Regions from separate parts of the Homo sapiens genome. Here region 1 is linked to region 2. Evidence: chromatin contacts called from ENCODE Hi-C or POLR2A ChIA-PET data. All regions are on one chromosome and are shown on one strand. The core of a region is the stretch at or near the end of the contact, and the rest is flanking DNA. Distances in the headings are between cores, read along the strand shown.

Region 1 (3,847 bases), core at 958-3,457, 55 kb before region 2:
ATCATAGTGGGGATGATGTCAAATTTCCCTGCCTGCCAAGACACCGAAAAAGAAAAAAAGTGTTTCTGCAGGGGCAGGGAGAGGCCCCTTGTCCCTGCAGGGAGTGACGGAGGGGAGCCAGTGGCGGCGAGCTACCTTCCCAAACACAATGATGTCGAAGCGGATGCCATAGGCCTTGATGAGCGTGCGCTGCTCGTTGCCAGCCAGGTCTCTGTAGTACTTGGCAAACCTGAGGGGAAGGAGGATGGATCAGGGGGAGATGGCTGGGGCAGGACCTTGGGCCCTGTGAGAGAACGTTAGAGTGGAGCTGGCACAGGTGAATGGTCCACTCTGCCGGCTGAATGGACGCTGGAGCGGCTCGGGGCCTCTCCTGGCTGAGGCGGGCTGTGCAAGCAGGAGGATGCGGGGCCCACGAGGTACAGGGGCACAGGGAGACCTCCTCCTCCAGCACCAGTGTCCTCTCCTGAACCTGAACAGTTTGCTCTCAACATCCCACCTGGTACATCCTGCCTGCCTCCCTCAAGGGACCCTGACCTCCAACATCTAACAGTAAGAATGTGACCAGCCAGCATTGCAGGAGGGGACTAAGCCAGCCCCAACACAGCATCAGTGCAGGGACTTTTTTTTTTTTTTTTTTTGAGATGGAGTCTCCCTCTGTTGCCAGGCTGGAGTGTAGGGGCACCAATCTTGGCTCACTGCAACCTCCACCTCCCCAGTTCAAGCAATTCTTCTGCCTCAGCCTCCCGAGTAGCTGGGACTACAGGCGCACACCACCATGCCCAGCTAATTTTTGGATTTTTTAGTAGAGACGGGGTTTCACCAAGTTGGCCATGATGGTCTCAATCTCTTGACCTAGGGCTTTTTAAATTTATTTATTTTTTCAAAGAAACATTGATTCTGTGCACACAGTCTTCAACAACAACAACAACAACAAAAAGAACCACTCGTTCGTCACACAGATAAAGAGATGAACAAAACGTCGTCTGTCAACACAGCAGAATATGATTTGGCCATAAAAAGAGACGAGGTACTGACACAGGCTACGACATGGATGAAGCTTGAAAACATCAGGCTAAGGGGAAGGAGCCAGACGCAAAAGGCCACATATTGATTATATGAAATGCTCAGAAGAGGCACATCTGCAGAGACAGAAAGTAGACCACTGTTGCCAGGGGCCGGGGGATGACAGAAGGGTGCAGGGTTTCTTTTTGAGATGACGGAAATGTTCTAAAATCGACTGTGGTGAAGCCTGCACTTATCTGTGAATATAGTGAAAACTATGAATTCTGCACTTCAAATGTGTGAACGGTATGGCATGTGAATTGCATCTCAGTAAGACCATTTAAAAATATATGGCTGGGTGCGGTGGCTCACACCTGTAATTCCGGCACTTTGGGAGGCCGAGGCAGGTGGATCACTTGAGGTGAGGAGCTCGAGACCACCCTGGCCAATGTGGAGAAACCCCGTCTCTAATAAAAATACAAAAAATTAGCTGGGTGTGGTGGCGGGCGCCTGTAATCCCAGCTACTCAGGCGGCTGAGGCAGGAGAATGTCTTGAACCCGGGAGGCAAAGGCTGCAGTGAGCTGAAATCGCACCACTGCACTCCAACCTGGGTGACAGAGCAAGTCACTCCCTTAAAAAAGAAGAAAAAAAAAAAAATATATATATATAATGGCTATATATATAATGGCTATATATATATATACACATATATACATATACATATATGAGAGAGAGAGAGAGCGAGCACGCGAGAGAGCGCACACGCATGAGCAGGGGATGGATGGTTGGTGAAGAACCGTCAAGACATACCATCTGCTGCCCCATGTTCTCCAGGGATCCATCAGGAGCCTCGGCCCGCACCCTAGCTCCATGCTCTATCTGGCCCACAACTTCCACGCCATGGGCCAGGCCTGGGAGACACAGGCAGGGCCTGGTGCTGCCCGAGGTTGGGGGATAGGCGTCCTGAGTTCTTTCCGTTTTAGGGCTCTGACCTAAGCTTGAGGTTTCCACAAGAAGTGTGTGACAGTAGAGATGGAATAACACAAATCTAACTGCTAGAAAAGAAAAATTCAAATATCTGCTTTACTCAGTGAGCCAGAAGGTTCAAAAGGACAGCAGATCCCACAATTACAGAGGTCTTAGGATCCCGTATGGATCGGATTCCACACGTCACCACTAGGGGGAGGCAAGTGCAGCCCAAAGCACCGCTGACCGCGCCCAGGGATGGTCCTTGCAGGGCCTCTTTTTTTTCCCCCTGAGACGGAGACTTGCTTTGTCGCCCAGGCTGGAGTGCAGCAGTGCGATCTCGGCTCACTGCAACCTCTGCCTCCCTGGCTCAAGCGATTCTCCTGCCTCAGCCTCCCAAGTTGCTGGGATTACAGGCATGCGCCACCATGCCCAGCTAATTTTTGTATTTTTTTTAGTAGAGATGGGGTTTCGCCATGCTGGCCTCAGGTGATCTGCCCGCCTTGGCCTCCCAAAGTGCTAGGATTACAGGTGTGAGTCACTGCGCCCGGCCTGGAGCGCTTCCTTTTTAAGGACTGTGAAAAATGCAACAAAGGGTACGTGGAAATTTACCTGGCTATAGATTCTGATCATGAGATCATCAGCTGTAGTGGGTTGAACAGTGTGTCCCCAAAAATTCACATCTACCTGAAGCTTGGGAGTGTGACCTTATTTGGAAATGGGATATTGGCAGACGTAATTTGTTAAGATGAGGTCATACTAGAGTAGGGTGGGCCCTAAATTCAGTGACTGATATCCTTACAAGAAGAAAAGACACAGAGACACATACAAGGCAGAAGGCCTCATGACAGGAGAGGCAGAGACTGGAGTGATGCATCCACAAGCCAAGGAACACCGTGGGCTACCAGAAGCCAGGAGAGACAAGTAAGGACTCTCTCCAGAGCCTTCAGAGCGAGCACAGCCCTGCTGATGCCTGGATTTTAGGTTGTGGCCTCTAGAACTGTGAGAACTGTGAGAGAATCAAGTCCTGTAGTTGCAAGCCACTGTTTGTGGGACTCGCTTACATCTGCCCCAGGACACCGAGATGCCAGCATTTGCAGCAGGGAACCCAGCAAGGCCTTTCAGGGGCCTCAGACCTGTGTCCCCTGCACTCTGGAGATTCTGGCACAGGTTCAACCTTTGAGAAACCAATTCCTGGGCCAGGCCCCAGAGGCCTTTGGACTGGAGGATCACAAGATCATCCGCTCCTTGAGGCAGTGAATGGAGGTCATGGCTGAGGCAGGTGCTGGAAAGCTTAAGCCCCCAGCTTCTCCTGGCTGCTCTAAGAACCATCTCAACATGTTTCTTGCGGCAGGAAAGGGCAAGGAGGGGTCTCGGGGGCCGGGATGGCCCCGGAGCAGGACACCACTAAGGGCATTTTCCCAGCATGGCCTTCCCGCCGCCTTGGACGGGGGACCGGCAGCCTGCCCTTGGGGTGCTGCCTGAGTGCTGGTCTTCAGTGGGCGGCCCACTGGCACGTACGCAGCCACCAGCACCCCCTACAACATGAGCGAGGGGCCCAAGCTCACGCCCACCTGAAATTGTAGCCAGGAGATACGTTGTGCTCAACGTCCCGTGTATCGAGGCGGCGGAAGGAGTACCTGGGCAAGCAGAGGGAGGCGGCTCTGTCCAGGTTGCAGTCCCAGTTGACCTGGATGCCCATGATGCCTCCCTGGGGATGAGCAGCAGAGACACGGCAAGGCTTTCCTCAGCACCTGGCACGAGACGCCTCCAGGGCTGGGTCAGGAGAGCCAGGGCCCGCACCCACCTCCACGGCCATGTCCTGGAAACTGTGTCCTGCGTTCTCCACTATTTTGCCAAGACGGAATATGGGGCAGA
Region 2 (3,645 bases), core at 218-2,717:
CTACGCAGACTGAAACTGACTCTCAGGCATCCTGCTTCAGCCGTGCAGGGTGTGCTTGGACCCATAAAGGTTTTACATGAGCAAGCACTGGGGCCCACACATTAAGGGGAGACCCACTGAAGGGCTATCATTTCTCCATACAAGGTGAGGGTTTCAGACAAGCTTCTCCTCCAAAAGGTTTGACATTACTTCAGAAGCAGAGGGAAGGAATGTCTGGGTGGCCTCGTGGGTTTTTTTTTTTTTTTTTTTTTGAGACAGAGTCTCGCACTCTTGCCCAGGCTGGAGTGCAGTGGCGCAATCTCGGCTCACTGCAAGCTCCGCCTCCTGGGTTCAAGAGATACTCCTGCCTCAGCCTCCCAAGTAGCTGGGATTACAAGTACCCACCGCCACGCCCAGCTAATTTTTTGCATTTTTAGTAGAGACAGGGTTTCACCATGTTGGCCAGGCTGGTCTTGAGCTCCTGACCTCATGATCCACCTGCCTCAGCCTCCCAAAGAGCTGGGATTACAGGCATGAGCCACCGTGCCCGGCCCAGCCTTGTGGTTTTTATTCCCAGCGGTCTTTGCATTCTCTCAGCTATATCTTATTGCTTCTAGTCCTGCTTATCACTGTCTTACATAGATAACATGCTCTTGGACAGGATGTCGTGGGATATGTTGATTTTTGCATAGCTGGCATCTTTTCCTTCCATCTTCAGAAGGCAACACTCCAATTTTCTTTTCAGTCCATGTAGTGTGTGTGTGTGTGTGTGTGTGTGTGTGTGTGTGTGTGTGTTGAAGGGGCTGGGGTGTTGGCCTCTCTGCTGGCCCCTGGGCTAGGTTAGGGCTGGTTCGACACTAACCACTGGGAGTATGGCATGACCCTGGTCACAGTGATTAGTTCAGCAGTGGGCATGTCATCCATAGTGGGCCAATCAGAGCCAATGACATTTGTCTGAGACCTTTGCTGAACCTTCTGGCAAAGAGGTGTTTTCTTTTCACTGAGGTTGCTAAACTGGTCAGATCGAAGGTGCTGCCTGATACCTTCATAGAGAGATGGCTGCCAAGACCAAGGAGGACGTATATAAGACACGGAAGGTGGCAAGTTCTTGATGATGATGTTGTTGTTTGAACACCTGGATCCAACCATGCTTGTAGCTTAAAAATAACCCCTGGATTTTTTCAGTTACGTGAACCCAAAAAAGCCCACTCAAAACTTTTTTTTTCCCCTTAAGCCAATTTGAATTGGATTCTGTTACTTACAAACTATTTTACAGAGAGATTTCTTTCTCTCTCTTGTTAAGTATCAGAGTATTTTTAAAGCCGAATGTTAGAATTGCTTTCCAGGCCCACTCCTGTACTCGTCAGATGACTCATTCAGGGACAGCAGCCCGAGAACATCTTCTTCCTCTTTTATCCCATGTGCGAAATGCCCAGTGCTAGCTGAAGGCTGAGACCAAAACCCTTCCCTCCATGGAGGCCCCACAGCAGTAATTAGGACACAGTCATAGGATGCCGGTGCCCGGAGCTGGGAAACGAGACTTACGGTGCCAAAAACCAGGATGTCAAAACGGATCCCGAAGACTTTTATCAGAGTCCGTTTCTCAACATTGTTTTCCTTGTAGTACTTGGCGTATCTGTAGGAAGAAAAGGATCTGTATTTGTAAGATCCCTTTGAAAGTGCTGGGTTTTGGGTTTTTTTTTTTTTTTTTTTGAGACAGGGTCTCACGCTGTCACCCAGGCTGGAGTGCAGTAGCAGGATTACCACTCACTGCAGCCTTGACTTGCTAGGCTCAGATGATTCTCCCACCTCAGTCTCCCAGGTAGCTGGGACTACAGGCATGCACCACCGTGCTCGGCTAATTTTTTGTATTTTTTGTAGAGACGGGCTTTTGCCATGTTGCCCAGGCTGGTCTCGAACTCCTGAGCTCAAGTGATTTGCCTGCCTCAGGCTCCCAAAGTTCTGGGGTTACAGGCATGAGCCACTGCATCTGGCAAAAAATGCTGGTATTTTATGGAAGGAAAAGCCAAAACAGTGGCCTGTCTAGTCCTCCTGGTCTGTCCCCTGGCTCTGTGACAGGTGGCAGGGGAAGGAACACAATCCAAAGCCCTGGGTCTCTCTCCAACCACCTGGAACCAAAGAGCAGTCCCCCCTCCCCATGTCACCACCTGTACCTGCATCATCTCAGAGTGACGGAAAATCAGCTTGTCGCTTAAGATTAAAATGCACATTTTAAACCAACACAGGATTAACAACAAGCAGAGAAATTAAAAAAAAAAAACTTCAAGCAATATGACTATTCCTTAAGGGGGAAGAAGAGGTTTGGCATCTAGAACAAAGTGGGAGTGGGCGGTGGTAAATCTTGCATACTAATTACTGGACTGGAGACAGGCACACCTCAGCAAACTGTATTTTCTTAGATTCTGTGTATGCCTATTTGGCAATCATTAATCACAGGGCCAAACTAAAGGCTGAAGTTGTGTTTTTTGTTTTGTTTTGTTTTGAGGTGGGGTCTTGTTCTGTCACCCAGGTTGGAGAGCACTGGCATGATCAGAGCTCACTGCAGCCTCCACCTCCTGGGCCCAAGTGATACTCCCACCTCAGCCTCCCAAGTAGCTGGGTGGGACTACAAGCGTGCACCACTACAGGTGGCTAATTTTTATTTTTAAATTTTTTGGTCGGGCACCGTGGCTCACACCTGTAATCCCAGCACTTTGGGAGGCCGAGGCGGGTGGATCACTTGAGGTCAGGAGTTCAAGACCAGCCCGGACAACATGGTGAAACCCCATCTCTACTAAAAATACAAAAATTAGCCGTGCATGGTGGCAGGCACCTGTAATCCCAGCTACTCAGGACGCTGAGGCACGAGAATCACTTGAACCCAGGAGATGGAGGTCACAGTGAGCCGAGATCGTATCACTGCGCTCTAGCCTGGGTGACAGAGCAAGACTGTCTCAAAAAAAAAAAAAAAAAAAGAAAAGAAAAGAAAAAATAAAAAAGTTTTTTTCAAAAATGTTTTGTAGAATCAGGATCTCATTCCTTCAACCAGGCTGGAGTGCAGTGGTGTAATCATAGCTTGTTGCAGCCTTGAACTCCTGGCTTCAAGCCATCCTTTCATCTTGGCCTCCCAAGGCTGAAGTTGTTTACATCTCCTCTGCAATCCAGCTTTTGTGAGGGTGTGAAAATCATATTACAAACCCTCCAACCAATCCCTCAACCACCTCCTTTTCTAACTCTCCAGTATTTCTCCTTAGGGACAGGTAGGGTGAGGGCCAGACATTTAGAGACCATTCCTGTAACTCAGAACCTACTGGCATTATTCAAAGTAGTTAACCCTAAGCTGTTTCCCTAGTCCTGCCTTGCCCTTCCACTGAGTAACACAATAAAGCTCTGGACCATTCTTTACCCTTTATTCTGCCTCTTGAGCGGATCTGGTACTTCCTCCTGTGGCCCTGTCTAGCATGGCATGGCCTGGTATGGCCTGGTATGGTGTGGTGTGGCCCCATCTCTTGGGAAAAGTATGTAATAAATTCTTCTTGGCCAGGTGCAATGGCTCACGCCTGTAATCCCAGCACTTTGGGAGGCCAAGGTAGGCAGATCACCTCAGGTCAGGAGTTTGAGACCAACCTGGCCAACATGATGAAACCCCATCTCTACTAAAAATAC

Evidence for each region. Hi-C counts contacts between places; a loop is a spot of excess contacts on that map. ChIA-PET counts read pairs that join two places held with the same protein, here RNA polymerase II (POLR2A). Pooled maps may share reads with other maps.
Region 1: a map of PC-9 shows a loop between it and region 2 (3-fold over the local background). The contact joins two enhancer-like sites. A Hi-C loop is called at or near these places in 2 of 168 maps with a recorded cell type or tissue (PC-9 and ovary) and 2 of 50 pooled maps. POLR2A ChIA-PET finds 5 or more read pairs at or near these places in 6 of 52 experiments (B cell, CD4-positive, alpha-beta T cell, GM12878 and 3 more).

What each region holds. Positions count from the first base shown.
Region 1 is chr12:121,228,796-121,232,642 of GRCh38, reverse strand. It overlaps P2RX4 (purinergic receptor P2X 4), which reads right to left. Exons shown (of 12, transcript NM_002560.3): 7 at 3,777-3,847; 8 at 3,544-3,680; 9 at 136-229; 10 at 1-32. Among named protein-coding and RNA genes, the nearest start is that of P2RX4, 21 kb to the right of the region's middle. RefSeq lists an enhancer at 2,087-2,136 and a silencer at 2,083-2,377. Within about 2 kb of position 2,207, at least 4 of the 41 ENCODE cell types and tissues checked have a DNase peak (open chromatin) inside an H3K27ac peak, as active enhancers do.
Region 2 is chr12:121,173,358-121,177,002 of GRCh38, reverse strand. P2RX7 (purinergic receptor P2X 7) reads right to left here. Exons shown (of 13, transcript NM_002562.6): 9 at 1,525-1,615. All of the region lies in intron 2 of LOC105370032 (a long non-coding RNA gene), which reads left to right. Among named protein-coding and RNA genes, the nearest start is that of P2RX4, 35 kb to the left of the region's middle. Within about 2 kb of position 1,467, at least 6 of the 41 ENCODE cell types and tissues checked have a DNase peak (open chromatin) inside an H3K27ac peak, as active enhancers do.